4 separate regions of the Homo sapiens genome follow, and regions 2, 3 and 4 are each linked to region 1. A link is a contact called in ENCODE Hi-C or POLR2A ChIA-PET data. All regions are on one chromosome and are shown on one strand. The core of a region is the stretch at or near the end of the contact, and the rest is flanking DNA. Distances in the headings are between cores, read along the strand shown.

The links. A loop is a pair of places that touch in the nucleus more often than their neighbours do. ChIA-PET counts read pairs that join two places held with the same protein, here RNA polymerase II (POLR2A). Pooled maps may share reads with other maps.
Region 2: a loop to region 1 is called in a pooled map, with 4 times the contacts of the local background. The contact joins the enhancer-like site here to the promoter of GIHCG in region 1. A Hi-C loop is called at or near these places in 10 of 37 single-sample maps with no recorded cell type and 10 of 50 pooled maps. POLR2A ChIA-PET finds 5 or more read pairs at or near these places in 2 of 52 experiments (PC-3 and activated naive CD4-positive, alpha-beta T cell).
Region 3: a loop to region 1 is called in a pooled map, with 5 times the contacts of the local background. The contact joins the promoter of DCTN2 here to the promoter of GIHCG in region 1. A Hi-C loop is called at or near these places in 7 of 50 pooled maps. POLR2A ChIA-PET finds 5 or more read pairs at or near these places in 3 of 52 experiments (PC-9, activated CD4-positive, alpha-beta T cell and common myeloid progenitor, CD34-positive).
Region 4: a loop to region 1 is called in a pooled map, with 4 times the contacts of the local background. The contact joins the promoter of PIP4K2C here to the promoter of GIHCG in region 1. A Hi-C loop is called at or near these places in 6 of 50 pooled maps.

The regions. Positions count from the first base shown.
Region 1 is chr12:57,934,069-57,937,720 of GRCh38, forward strand. GIHCG (GIHCG inhibitor of miR-200b/200a/429 expression) reads right to left here and starts at 2,096. Exons shown (of 3, transcript NR_038269.1): 1 at 1,771-2,096; 2 at 1,402-1,485. RefSeq lists enhancers at 1,521-2,021, 2,022-2,522.
Region 2 is chr12:58,423,824-58,427,475 of GRCh38, forward strand. No RefSeq gene overlaps it. Among named protein-coding and RNA genes, the nearest start is that of LINC02403, 340 kb to the left of the region's middle. RefSeq lists enhancers at 1,259-2,206, 2,211-2,290, 2,471-2,590. Within about 2 kb of position 1,793, at least 15 of the 41 ENCODE cell types and tissues checked have a DNase peak (open chromatin) inside an H3K27ac peak, as active enhancers do; they include PC-3, where a contact is called at or near this core.
Region 3 is chr12:57,545,258-57,548,909 of GRCh38, forward strand. DCTN2 (dynactin subunit 2) reads right to left here and starts at 1,935. Exons shown (of 14, transcript NM_001261413.2): 1 at 1,771-1,935; 2 at 771-839. The coding sequence starts at 1,806. RefSeq lists an enhancer at 2,064-2,203.
Region 4 is chr12:57,589,284-57,592,935 of GRCh38, forward strand. PIP4K2C (phosphatidylinositol-5-phosphate 4-kinase type 2 gamma) reads left to right here and starts at 1,909. Exons shown (of 10, transcript NM_024779.5): 1 at 1,909-2,180. The coding sequence starts at 2,007. RefSeq lists enhancers at 1,517-1,566, 1,647-2,148 and a silencer at 1,747-2,006.

The sequences.
Region 1 (3,652 bases), core at 846-3,345:
CCTCCACCCTCAAGCAGACCCCAGTGTTTCTTGTTCCCTTAAGATTTTCTAATTCAACTCTGCATCTCCTATACTGTAAAGCACAGTGTTTTGTATTTTTTCATTTGTTTTTTCAACATACATAAGCACTGACTATGTATTGTGCTAGGAGCTGGGTAAGTGGTTAAAAAAAACCCCGTGCTTTCTGCCCTCAGACAGTTTAGAGTCTCGTGAAAATACATATTGTGATATATAATCAATAAAACTTTATTGAAAGAATGAATCTTACATCTTAAACTCCTTTTTCATCTTCTTTCCCCAAACTCCTGACCTACATTCCTGCGCCCTTTCCCCTGATAAATCCCACAGATTTCTCAAATCCAGCAGCTGAATTGGATTCATGTGCTATGGATACACATAAATAAGTTTGCCCCATGTTCAAGAAACTCACAATAAAGCACCTTCTCTCCCCAAACCTTCTGCTGATTTTAGTATCAATGTTACTAACTCCTTCTTATTACCAAGGGGAAATCTTGGTATTCTTTTTGACTTCTTCCTCTTTTTCATATTTAATTCTTTAATTCAAGCAATTATCCCTCTTGTTGAGGTCCTTTCACCTATAGCAGAGGTTGAAAATTAGTGACCCACAAATTGTATCTAGCTAGTAGAGGTGTTTTGTTTTGTATAATATTATCAAAAATATGATTTTCCTGTTTCTCCTGAAAAATCAGGCAACACTGAGTCCTTATTTTTGCAAGAATTGGCTGGAGTTTTAGATGGGACAGCTCAATCAACTCTAACATTCCAATCTCTATCACTCCTTGCTTTTGTCACATTCAGTCCATTTCCTCACTTATGAAACTTTCTTAGTCCCTAATTTAGGCATCTGAGTTTGCCGTCTCTGGCCTATATGATCATAGACTGTCAGTAGTGGAAGAGATATTAAAAGATCAACTCGTCTAACAGTCTCCTGCTTCCTCTCCCCACTCTTTAAGAGACGGAGAAATGAGGTCTAAAGAGCTTACATTACCCAATCAATTTCATACAGCTAATGTGTAACAGGATTCTATAATATGCCATTAGGCCTCCTCCCTCATACGGATCATGTTAAACTTATATTTTCCCTTTGGTTTAATTGCTAGGAACCTCAGAGCCCAATTTGTGGCACCCCTCTAGTAAATACACGGACCTTTTGGTATGAAGTTTTGGGGTATTAATATACCCCTGGCTTTATTTTGTTTTCCAATTACCTTTACCTCAGTTTCTCTTCATCATTTTCTCCTATTATAGTGTGTATTTTTTTTCCCCAAGCATACTCAATCTTTTGTGAAAGAGGTACATCCGTACAGGCGTAAACTGTCGGGCTGTATTGTCTGGCTCCCAATTTCTTTCTTTCACTGTCATTCTGCTTTGGCTACTCACATTCTCTGTTTTCCTTGACAGCCAAACTTCTTGAAAGAATTGTCTTCACATGCTGTGTCCACTTCATCCTGTCTTTTCAATTCACTGTAAACAGATTTAAAGCCTTCAATGCCTTCTTTGTTGCTATGATATTAATACCAAAATTATATTGTATTCATCCATATATGAAGGACACAAAATGGTTTTCCCTAAATTATCTCAACTATGAAAAAATATGCAGAGAAAAAAATTAATAGGTAATGCATGAAAATGTTACTTCTGGGTAGCTGGATGACTGGTGAGATTTATTTTCTTTTAAAAATTTTCCACAGTTTTAAAAACAAGCGCATTAGAACACATCCCGATGTAAATTAGAAATTCTCAACTTACATTTTCTAAAAGGAGGCAGAAAACTAGAGAAGCGACAGTGAGGAGCCACTGGGCCACACTTCATTTCACCTTAAGACTGACTCAGAGAAAAACAAGAGGGTACGACTCAGATCCCCGGGGCCAGCAGCAGGGCCGCGGGGCACGACTGGATAACCGCTTGTGAAGAAAATTTTAAGAGAGCCCTCACGACCCTTTAGCGCATCCTAAAAGACCTCTGAATATCTCTGCCTCTCCCGCTAACGGCTCCAAACCGCAGATAACGGTCAATCGCCTCCGGTTGTCCTGGTAACAGCCAGCAACCACAACCCTGCCTGCGTAACTCCTCCCAGAACACCGTGCGTCTTATCGCTTCACTTCCGGGTTCGGAGGGCCGACTTCTTCCGGAAGTATCTGCCTGCCAGTCACCTGGCGTTTTCTGGCTGTGTGGCTTTACTAGACAGAATGTGGCGTATTGTTGGGCAGGGCCCTGAGGACCCTTTTGTTGTTTCCCCCCCGTTTAACAGGACTGGAAAGCTAAGCAAAGGCTTTACTCTCACGGAATTGGATGAATTGGACGTTAGTTTTTAAAAAGCCGAAGGGTACATGTTAGCTTTATTTAACCATTCCACAATGTATATATATTTCAAAACATGTTTTATACTATAAATATAATTTTTATTTGTCAACTAAAAAACAGCATTAAGTGTTAAAAGCTGTTAAGTCAGAATATAGAGATGAATCTTTGAAATTAGAATGCTTTATTTGGGAAGAAAATAGTAATTTGGGGCATATATGTAGACTGGGGTGGTCTTCGGGATGTCTGAAGAGTGAAGAGGTTAGAGACTTTATAAGAAGGAGAAATGTTACGTATTGGTCTCCAAGAGAGTTTATTGGCACTATTAATGTTTTGGTGGGGTTGGCAAACTGATTGCTGAGTGACGGTGGTGGGTAAAATTAGTCTTAGAATTGTAGCAGACTGTCTTAGTAGCCTTTAGATTAAATTGGTTTTAAGTGTTAGCAGGCAGTTTCAGCAGCCAGGCCTGTAGAGAATTATATTTTTCAAGTGATATTTGTGACCTGAATGTTTTTTCCCTCTGGCCTCTCCACTCTTTAACTGGTATGACAAAAGTGACCCGATTTATATGATCAACTTTCACAGCTGACAGGTGGTAAACTCTTTACAATTATATGTAATTTATTTGTTACTGTGATAGATTTATACAATTTTAAATAATTTAGTTCCCATTAAAAAAGCAATTATTTTTGCTTTAGAAAATGAAGGCCAAAAAAACCCCCAAAACACAAAACCTCCAAATCCTACCCATTTAAGGACAACCAATGTGAATACTTTGTAGGAGTCTTCCAGACCCTTTCTATGAATTATAGTAAGTACAAATTCAAAATGGAATCATACTGTATATGCTAGTTTGGAACTTAAAAAACTTTTTTTTTTTTGAGACAAAGTTACTGTGTTGCCCAGGCTGCAGTGTAGTGGCCCGATCTCGGCTTACTGCAACCTCTCCACCACCTGGGCTCAAGCAATTCTCCTGCCTCAGTCTCCTGAGTAGCTTGGGATTATAGGCGGCGCCACCACACCCAGCTAATTTTTGTATTTTTAGTAGAGATGAGGTTTCACCATGTTGGTCAGGCTGGTCTCGAACTCCTCATCCCAAGTGATCTGCCTTCCTCGGTCTCCCAAAGTGCTGGGATTACAGGCATGAGCCACCCGCGCCCAGCCTGAATTTTTTTTTTTTTTGAGCTGTTGTCTTGCTCTGTCGCCCAGGCTGGAGTGCAGTGGCGCGATCCCAGCTCACTGAGGCAGGAGAATTGCTTGAACCCAGGAGGCAGAGGTTGCAGTGAGCCGGGATGGCGCCACTGCACTCCAGCCTGGGCGACAGAGCAA
Region 2 (3,652 bases), core at 543-3,042, 490 kb after region 1:
AATGCCATATTTGGGGGTATTGTTTCTGAGCCCCAACAATAGCCTTTGTAGGAGAACAGAATATGCCACCCTAAAATATGCCTTTTTGGCATAAGGGTTATTTTGAACTAATTATTTTGAGAAATGGCAGACACATGAGAAACTCTGAAAACAGAGTTAAAGCTACCCTTTTTGCGAGGGAAATTAACATCTATACAAAAAATCTCAATTTGTAAAGCTATCTCTCTGTCTGTCTGTCTCTCTCTCTCTCTCTCTCTCTCTCTCCCTGCCCCCCAACCCCTAGCCAAGAAGAGATGTATGATTATAAATCATTTAAGACTCTTATCAATGGAGAAGGCACCCACTTAAATCTGCATAACAAACTTTTCTCTTATTTACTATGCTTTTCCCATACCATTCTTTCTTTCTTTCAGTGGTAGATTGTCTGTAAACCCAAGTCTAAACCATCTCTTTGAGATTTAGTGATTTCTCTAGATAGCTCCCATGTATACATGAGGTTACATGTTAATAAAATTGTGTGTTCTTTTCTTATCAATCTGTCTTTTGTTATAAGGGCCCATTCAACTAAAAACTATGAAAGTAAAGAGAAAATCCTTTTTCCTGTCCTACACCTTAAATAGGGAACATATGACTAAAAATATTCAGTCAAAAAGAATTTTTCTGAATTGATGCTGAGTTTCTGTCAAGAAAATTTGTGGATACCATACAAGGGAAAAAATGGGAACATAAAATTCTCACTTTCTGGTGCATAAAGCAGTGGGTTCATTTGTTAATATGGCTTTTAGTTTCATTATCAAAATTTGAACTTTTATGGTACATTAGCTGAGCTATTTCTAACATTCTTCTGAAAATGAGAAGATTCATGTCAAAAATTGGCTGTGACATATTTCTAATAAACAAATGGATAAGTGACTATCAGCTGCCTCTGCAATTCCTACTGACTTGAAAACTGCTTACTTTGAACCATTCAGGATAATTCTAGAAAGTTATAATGATTTTCTGGGAACATGCAAATAATGAAAGTCTGAGAAGTGATTACATTACCATAGTTTTACTCTGGAACTTGGCATAATGAAACTGAAACTTTTGTCAACAGTTAAAAATATTTGAGATTCGCTGAAGCAATCTAGTGCTAATGTCTGGAGTTGACTTTATAATTGAGACAATATGAGCCCTACTGAATGCAGTTATTGTGATAGAAAGCTAATCTAAAGAAAGTAGGAACACAATAGACTGCACACATTCTCAACCAGTTTCAATTTGGTATTTCAGTTTTAACAGTAAAGGTATCAGACTGCTGAATATTTTATTGTTGTGTAACCACCAAGGATACTGTGTAGACAGGTAAGATATTTTAATTTTCCCTCCTCTGGTGAATACAAGACCCATCAATGTCAGGAGTGGCACAGTGCAGCTATAAAGTAATATTTTCTTTTGCATTCCAACAGCAGAAAACATCTCTGGCTGCCAACAGTATCTGTATTTAAATTCTTCAGAATCACAGTTTCTTGTTCTTGCAAAGGACACACATTAGGGCCTGAATGGCCTTTGAAACTCATCTTATTTGTATTTGAGTGAGGGCTAAATTATATATCTTTTCCACACTAGGAAGAAAGAAAGTGGATTAAAGAAGAAAGATAGCTGTTTGAAATGCACAATGCCTTTACTAGGAACTAAAGGAATTGCATTCAATGGAAGCTGAATTTCAGACTAGTAAATGTGTTGGTAATCCTCTCTTTGTTTACTGAAAATGAATCACTTCTCAGTTTCTGAAAGGAAACAAAGAAATGTGCCCTGTGTTTGCAAAGGCTATAAATCCTCTAGTTGAGGCCATTTCAAGCTCACTGAGACTGCTGGTAAGGTTGAGTCATGCTTTCAAGAATGCATGGTGCAGTTTCAAAAAGAAAAAACAAAATGTGTTCCGAGTCAGCAGCGTTGCTGAGCAAACTGATGGTGAGTTTTCTGGAGAATCAGCCTTCAGCTCTGTGCCCACAGTCAGGTCACCCATTTATTCCTCAGAGTCAAATGGCAAATGTGTTCGTGCTGGTAAAGGTCAGTCAACACATTCAACTCTTACCCTTGGAGAGAAAGCTGGAAACCATCTTGGACACTTCTCATTGGCTTAGGAATGTCAGCTGAACTTGGAAACCTGCCCAGACTGTATTTTGCCATGACTGGCAGAGATAGGGTCTCCCACCAACTTCTCAGAACCACACTTGCAAAGATTAACTCTTTTGCACAGGAAACACCAACTTTCTATCTGGCCACATTGCTGCCTGAGACATGGCTTCTATTCTGAAGAGCTGCCAAGAGGGAGACTCTGTATGGCTGAATAGGAACAGCTCTGGTCTGCAGTTCCCAGTGAAATCAACACAGAAGGCCTGTGATTTCTGCATTTCCAACTGAGTGTAAACAAAGCTGCCAGGAAGTTCGAACTGGGCGGAGCCCACCGCAGCTCCACAAAGCCTCTGTAGCCACACTGCCTCTCTAGATTCCTCCTCTCTGGGCAGGGCATCTCTGAAAGAAAGGCAGCAGCCCCAGTCAGGGGCTTATAGATAAAACTCCCATCTCCCTGGGACAGAACACCTGGGGAAAGGGGCGGCTGTGGGCACAGCTTCAGCAGACTTAAACATTCCTGCCCATTGGCTCTAAAGAAAGCAGAGGATCTCTCAGCACAGCCCTTGAGCTCTGCTAAGGGACAGACTGCCTCCTCAAGTGGGTCCCTGACCCCCATGCCTCCTGACTGGGAGACATCTCCCAGCAGGGGTCGACAGACATCTCATACAGGAGAGCTCCAGCTGGCATCTTGTGGGTGCCCCTCTGGGGGACGAAGCTTCCAGAGGAAGGAACAGGCAGCAATCTTTGCTGTTTGGCAGCCTCTGCTAGTGATACCCAGGCAAACAGGGTCTGGAGTGGACCTCCAGCAAACTCCAGCAGACCTGTATCAGAGGGGCCTGTTAGAAGGAAAATTAACAAATAGAAAGGAATAGCATAAACATAAAGAAAAAGGACGTCCACACGGAAACCCCATCTGAAGGTCACTAACATGAAAAACCAAAGGTAGATAAAACCACGAAGATGAGGAAAAACCAGCACAAAAAGGGTGAAAATTCCAAAAAGCAGAACGCCTCTTCTCCTCCAAAGGATCACAACTCCTCACCAGCAAGGGGACAAAACTGGATGGAGAATGAGTCTGATGAATTGACAGAAGTAGGCTTCAGAAGGTGGGTAATAACAAATTCCTCCGAGCTAAAGGAGCATGTTCTAACCCAATGCAAAGAAGCTAAGAACCTTGAAAAAAGGTTAGAGGAATTGCTAACTAGAATAACCAGTTTAGAGAAAACATAAATGACCTGAAGGAGCTGAAAAACACAGCACAAGAACTTCGTGAAGCATACAAAGTATCAATAGCTGAATCAGTGAAGTGGGTGAAAGGATATCAGAGATTGAAGTTCAACTTAATGAAATAAAGTGTGAAGACAAGAATAGAGAAAAAAGAATAAAAAGGAATGAAGAAAGCCTCCAAGAAATATGGGACTTTGTGAAAAGACCAAACCTATGTTTGATTGGTGTACCTGAAAGTGACAAGGAGAATGGAACCAAGTTGGAAAGCACTCTTCAGGATATTATCCAGGAGAACTTCCCCAACCTA
Region 3 (3,652 bases), core at 685-3,184, 390 kb before region 1:
AAACAGAGTTTTTACTATGTTGATTTCCATTCACTCAATTTTTTTTTCCTTCTATATGTTTCCTATATGTATCCTAATTCCCCATTAGTCTGGGGCTCATTGGGGGCAGAGACATTTCTTCCTCTGCATTGCACAAAAAAAACCACAGAATGAACACACTCAATAAACCATACTAAATGTTTCCCCTCACAGTTAAAATGTATCCGTACCTAATTACTCCATCCTCAGAATTCTCGGATCTAAAAATGCAACCACAGTCTCACATCCGCTGATGTGAAATATTTACATTCTTCCTCAAATTTGTTTTGCTCTAAAATCTTGGAATCACTTTCTTAATTCCTTGCCCAATGGATACTGGATATTCATATGGAAAAAGTATTTCTCCATATTTCAAAGTCTAGTTCTTGGTAGCAGTTTATTACAAGTGCCCAGGCTTCATGATTCATTTCCATGGGTTAGAACCCAGGGGCCTAAGTCACTAGCTCCAAACCTGTTTTGAGATATTTCAATTTTATTTAAAAGGCCCAAGAATCAGGGCTTTGCAAACAGATGTTGTTAGCTGTAATTCCGCTGACTTGACTCTCCCTCCTGCCATTGCTCATTGGTGGCTGCAAGCCCAGCAAGGTCTTTGCAAGCCCTGCAACCTATATACCACCCAGGCTGGGGTTGGCATACCCGCTTATTGCTGTAGCTCCCCCGAGAAAGGGAAGGACCTGTCTAGGGGAGAAAGGTCAGAGTCCGGAGGAGTCTGTGGCAGCACACATTCTTACCGCATCGAACTCCGCTTGATCATCCTCAGGTAGGTCGCTAGTTTCATAAACATCTGGCTCATTCCTGGCCTGCAGGTAGAAGCAGTGACCACCCAACCTCACTACCCAGCATCCAACAACACCCCTTCCCCCACTCCATTTGAATAAGCTAACAGAGAAGGCGGGGTGTGATGTCAGGGTTCTGTCCTTTCTCCTCCACCTGCCCCGTGAGTCAACAGTATGTCAGTTCCCATGTCTCAAGGGGTAGGGATGACAGCGGAAACAATTGGGACCTGACAGTAAACGGTGAGTGTAAGTGATAGCAACGATGTTACCCTAAATCTAGAGGCGGGCAGGTCCTTGGCAATCACTATTGCCAAAGAAGGTGAAGGCTATCCTCCAATTAGGCCCCGTACACCACCACCCTGGCACAAGGATTGAGAGTGACTCAGGACCTTAGTACTCAAGGTCCTGTGTCCCAACCCTCACCTTGAGAAGCAGGCAGGGCAGCACAAAAGGAAGGTACACGCCAGGATTGTCATGGGAGTGGGGGCTGGGGGAGGGCATAGGTTCCCTCAAGGATAGAGCTCCCCATCTGGCACAAGAGGGTTCTGCCAGATGGCAGAACCTCTTCCTTGGCAGGATGAAGGCCATCGTTAAGTGGTCTGGTGTGTGTGTCTGGGGTAGCGATGGGGTCTTATGGAGAGATTTGGGGGGGACATGGGAGGCGTTGACACGGATGGTGGAAAAACTCAGGCACAAGAGGTCAGTACCCGGAGTCGATTTCTGGGCCGAGCTACCGGCGACTGCCGGAAAGGGGGCCTGGTGCGCCGTCCGGCGGCCCGGCCCAGTCGGGTCAGAAGAGTTCGGGGGGTGCTGAGGCCGATCGGAGAACGAGCGGCGGGAGCCCTTGGGCGGAGGATGGGCTGCAGGCGGGAGGGGTCGCGGGCTGGTTTCTGCTGGGGGTCCTTGGGAGGTCGGGGGCGCGGTCCTGGGGAGCCGGGGCCGGTCCTGTACTCACAATGCCGGGAAGGTCGGCGTATTTAGGGTCCGCCATGGCGGCGGCGAGACGGGCTGGGGGACCCGGGCCTCGGTGGAGCCGGGGCCGGTGTTCGGGTAGGGGAGAGGCTGGGTTCGGGTCCCGGGCTAAGGCGGCGGCAAAGGGAGCGGCAGATGAGCAGGAAGTCTCGCGACAGCAGTAGCACAGCAGAAGGGTAAAGCAAAAGTCGCGAGAACAGCCCTGCTGCCACACCCCTGGAGAGGCCGGGATTGGGGAGAACGAGGCCAGGGAATGAGGTAATGGCCAGGGGACGCCGCCTAGGATTGTGGGATGTGTAGTTTTGGTGTACTGGAGCTTGGGCGGGGAGCGACAATAACGAACCTTGGGGAGCTATTTCATACAGCCTTTTCTCTCACTTTTACAGCAAGTCAGTGAAAGAACATTTATAATTCCTGTTTGGGGCTCCCAGGAATAAAATGACTAGATTAAATGATACAGGTAGTCATACTGTGACACAGCCGGGGTTTCAAAAACAAGAAGTTTGCTTGATACTGTGTATTATAAAAACAAAATAAAAACAAGAAGTAAAATTTAGTAAACGCGTAGTGTATGTTAGGAATGAAAAAGTTAGGCAATCTTCTCAAGTAAGGGCTTTCAGATAATTTGAATTTCAGATAATAAGTAGGTGTGTGTGTGTGGTGTGTGGTGTGTGGGTATACTAACCCCCCAAAAATTAAGTATCTGAAATTCACATTTAACTGGGCATCCTGTTTTTGTTTTTTGTTTTTCAAATCTGGCAATTCTATCTGAAGTTCATAAGTAGGTAAGTGGTGTCTCCATGTCTGTCTGAACACTCTCTGGGCTCTTAACTACTTCGTTAATAGTTCTCAGACTTTTATTTATTTTTCAATTTTTTCAATTTTGTGGGTACACAGTAGGTGTATGTATTTATGGGACACATGAGATATTTTGATACAGGCATGCAATGTGAAATAAGCACATCATGGAGAAGAGGGTATCCATCCTCTCAAGCATTTATCCTTTAAGTTACAAATAATCCAATTACTCTTTAAGTTATTTTAAAATGTACAGTTGAGTTATTCTTGACTATAGTCACCCTATTGTGCCATCAAATAGTAGGTCTTATTATACTTTCTAATTTTTTGTACCTATTCACCAACCTTACCTTCCGTTCTCAGACTTTTAAATTTCATCGTTCAATAAAATTAAAACAACTACAAACCTTGAAGATTTGCCTTTTTATTTTATCAAGTAAGTATATTACAAATAGAAAACCTATTATTTACTGTCACCATCATTACTTGGTAGAAAAGCAAGAAGGACACACTCAGAATAAAAGATAGTCCTTTGAAACTTATCAAATCCATCTTTATATTAAAAAAAAACTCACCATTGTTCTTTTGGAGGTGAGGGCATACTCAGTGAACTTTTGTCTCTGACCAGTGACCCTCCATGGACTGGCATTTTGAAACCCCTTTACTAAAGATGCCACCTTGGAGCCCCTGGGGACCCAAGGATGGGATGTTTCCCAGGATGTTTCCTGAGCTTGCAGGATGCTGCAACACTTAGAAATTGTGCCAAACCAAGTGACTAGAGAGTTCCTGAGTTCGGAACTCGTTGTCTTTCTTTCTCCTGGCTCCTCCCCAAGCCTCTATCCCTTTCTCCATAGTCCTACAGCTTTCCTGTCCCATTCCTTATGTTGGACTCTTTTCTTTCAGTTCCCTTAAGATTCAAGGTAGGTTAGAGGTGTAGCCCCAATGTGGGAAACCCCCTGAGTTCTGAATAGTTAGGTCTTGTCTGGCCAGGCTATCAGCCTCTTACTTTTGTCCCATAGTGTCTTAAGTGACCTTAACCACTCACCAGACAGTTGCTGAGCAGAACT
Region 4 (3,652 bases), core at 659-3,158, 340 kb before region 1:
GAACCAGGAGTACAGGAGGAACATGAAAGTGGACAAGGAGCGTGACCACTGAAGCACAGCACCAAAGGGAGGGGTTTAGGCCTCTGGATGACTGCAGGCAGGCCTAGATAATATCCAGCCTCCCACAAGAAGCTGGTGGAGCAGAGTGTTCCCTGACTCCTCCACGGAAAGGGAGACTCCCTTTCGCGGTCCGCTAAGCAACAGGTGCCTTCCCAGGCACTGGTGTTACCGCTTGACCAGGGAGCCCTCAAATGGCCCTTATGCGGGCGTGACAGAGGGCTCACTTCTTGCCTTCTAGGTCACTTCTCACAATGTCCCTTCAGCACCTGACCCTATACCTGCCGGTTATTCCTAGGTTATATTAGTAATGCCACAAAGAGTAATATTAAAAGCTAATGATTTATAATGTTTATACTGATGATTGATAATTGTCCATGATCATCTCTATATCTAATTTGTATTGTAACTACTCTTTATTCTAACTATTTTCTTTATTATACTGCAACAGTTTGTGCCTTCAGTCTCTTGCCTTGGCACCTGGGTAATCCTTTGCCCACAACTCCTGACCTCAGGTGATCCTCCCGACTCGGCCCCGCAAAGTGCTGGGATTATAGGCGTGAGCTACCGCATCTGGCTTTTTTTTTTTTTTTTTTTTTTTGAGACAGAGTCTTGCTCTGTCGCCCAGGCTGGAGTGCAATGGCATGATCTGGGCTCACTGCAACCTCTGCCTCCTGGGTTCAAGCGATTCTCCTGCCTCAGCCTCTCAAGTAGCTGGGACTACAGGCACCTGCCAACATGCCCGGCTTTTTTTTTTTTTTTTTTGAGATGGAGTCTCACTCTGTCACCCAGGCTGGAGTGCAGTGGCGTGATCTCTGCTTGGCGTGATCTCTGCTTGGCGTGATCTCGGCTCACTGCTACCTCCGCCTCCTGGGTTCAAGTGATTCTCCTGCCTCAGCCTCCTGAGTAGCTGGGATTACAGGCTCACGCCACCACGCCCGGCTAATGCCCGGCTAATTTTTGTATTTTTGTAGAGACGAGGTTTCACCATGTTGGCCAGGCTGGTCTTGAACTCCCAACCTCAGGTGATCCTCCCGCCTCGGCCTCCCAAAGTGCTGGGATTACAGGCGTGAGTCACCGCGCCCGGCTTCGTTCTTTCTTGTCTCCATGTCTTTGTATGCTGTTCTCTTTGTCTAGACAGCCTTTTAACCTCTATTCCTGAACTCCACCCACCCTTCCAAACTCAGTAAAGTCTCTATCCTCTTTGAAGCCTTCCCTGACCAGCTACACTTCCTTTCTTTGTATCATTGTCTTTGCTTCATACACAGTTCTAGGATAGCTCATACTTTGCATACTGCAAACTTGATCTCCATTGGCCAGCCAGTGCCATTAGACTCCCAACTACTTCGGGGCAGTCACTGTCCTATACCCTGCTTCAATAAAAGGAAAATCAGCCCCTAGAACAGGACCTAGTACAACTAAGTGCACAATAAATACTTGTTAAATGAATGAATGAATTTCAAGACGCTTGAGACCACTGGTAAGAATTTTGGGTTTCCAAAACCCTCCCCTTCCCAACCCCCATTCGGTAAGAATGCTTTCGCATTAGCATCAGGTCCGAGGTTACTCATTAGAAACTGGGCAAAGCCGGAAGGCGGCCACTTTGCAGCAAAGAAGCCCTAGACCTTGGGAGTCAATCAGGCCAGCCCAGGCCGCACCACGGTCTCCTAGTTGACAGTTCGAGGGGCCTCGCGGGCCGCTTGCTTCGTCAGCTTACAGGGATCCCGCACGCCAGGTGAGCCCACACACTGAGCGGACATTGGGGCAGGCAGGCAGGCGCCGGGGGGCGGGGCCAGCGTCGCCCCGCCCCGTCCTGCCTCGCCCTGTTCGCGCGTCCGCTGTCCGGCCTCCGGTCACGTGACAGCAGCGCAGGTGAGCGCCGCTTCCGGGGTCGGGCGCCTGGATAGCTGCCGGCTCCGGCTTCCACTTGGTCGGTTGCGCGGGAGACTATGGCGTCCTCCTCGGTCCCACCAGCCACGGTATCGGCGGCGACAGCAGGCCCCGGCCCAGGTTTCGGCTTCGCCTCCAAGACCAAGAAGAAGCATTTCGTGCAGCAGAAGGTGAAGGTGTTCCGGGCGGCCGACCCGCTGGTGGGTGTGTTCCTGTGGGGCGTAGCCCACTCGGTGAGAACCAGCCCTAGACCCCCGCAGCCCTGTCCAAACCCCTCGGCTCCGAGGCGTCCCTGTTTCCAGGCTCCAGCCTCCGGAGCCCCACGCAGTGCCACTCCCCTCCCCCGGGTTGTCTTGGTCCCTGCCCACCAACCCCAGGTGTTCCCCCAGCAGGTTTTCTGACTGTGGACTTTTTTCTCCCCAACAGTTCTTTACTGCTCCACTCTAGTTCCACCTTCCCCCCGTGAAATCCAGCTCCCTGTGCTTTGACTCCTTCCTGCCATGTCTAGCTTCAGCCTCAGGCTACGCGGACTGGCCAGGACCGGGCGCAAGCGGGGAGGACATTAGGGGGAGTGGCTTTTTCTCGGGTGGTTGTTGGTGAGAGTGTAGGTGGAGGGTGAGGGGCCGAGGGGAGTAGATGGATGAAAAGGTTCTTTCACTTTGCTTTCCACCTTGCTTCCCAGCCCCGGTCCTTGGCTTTTGAATCTTGGTTTTGTCTCGGGGAAGCTCCAGGTTTCCTGGGCTTTCTAATCCTGCTTGTCCCTTCCTTTCCCTTCCAGAGGTACAGCATTTTAGAGAAGCTACCCCACCCTGAGCTAGAAGTTGCACACTCTCAGGACTTATGTATATATGCCTTTGGTCTTAACTGCATCCTTATCGCTGGCTAGAGCGATCGTGTTTGGTGTAGGTGGTGGCGATTGTTGACCAAAGAGAAGGCTGAGGGGCTCTGTTCCTGAGGTCACTATGGTGGTGAACTTTTGAAGCAGGAAACTGCTCTGGGAGTCAGGAGGAGGCCAAGGAGACCTCCATCCCCTTTCCTGAGGATACCTCAGCTGAAAGAAGCACAGCCATTGCCCATCTTCCGTCAGGTCTGGAGTGGGAGAAATGCAGTTATCTTGAATGTGACACGGAATATTTTCGAAATCAGCGTTCTTGAATATAGTCATGGCTAGGCTGTGGAGATGGAAGTTGTGAGGAAGAATACGCGTTTTGTCACATTTTTAATTTGTGGTAAAGAATTTCTTAACCAAAAATTAAGAATGTTGTTTGTGGCCAGTCGGATCTCTTTTGGATTTGTGGCTCTCTGGGTGGTAAGCTCTTAGTGAGTATTCAGTGGAAGGCACTTGGTATGGGGAAGGCTGATGGAGGTAGGGCTGCCTCTCATATGTACCTTCCAGGTGATTCATCCATTCCCTGTGGGATGCTTAACAGGGAGGGTTTTCCCTTGTTAAGGATTGGGGGAGTTACATGTAAGACCTACCTCAGCTTCACTAGGTATATATACTTTAGCCCCAGCACCCCACCCTCTGCCAACACACATCTACTTCAAGTGTTTGGAATGGAGAAATTCCTTGAACATATGTCTTAGTGATGATTCAGCTTGCTTAGCAGGTGGGGAGGAGGGGGCAGGAGGAGCTATAGCTGAATTTTAGGCTGGGAGTCTCAAGTGGCTTTTTTTTTTTTTTTAATCTGGAGGGATATGTTCT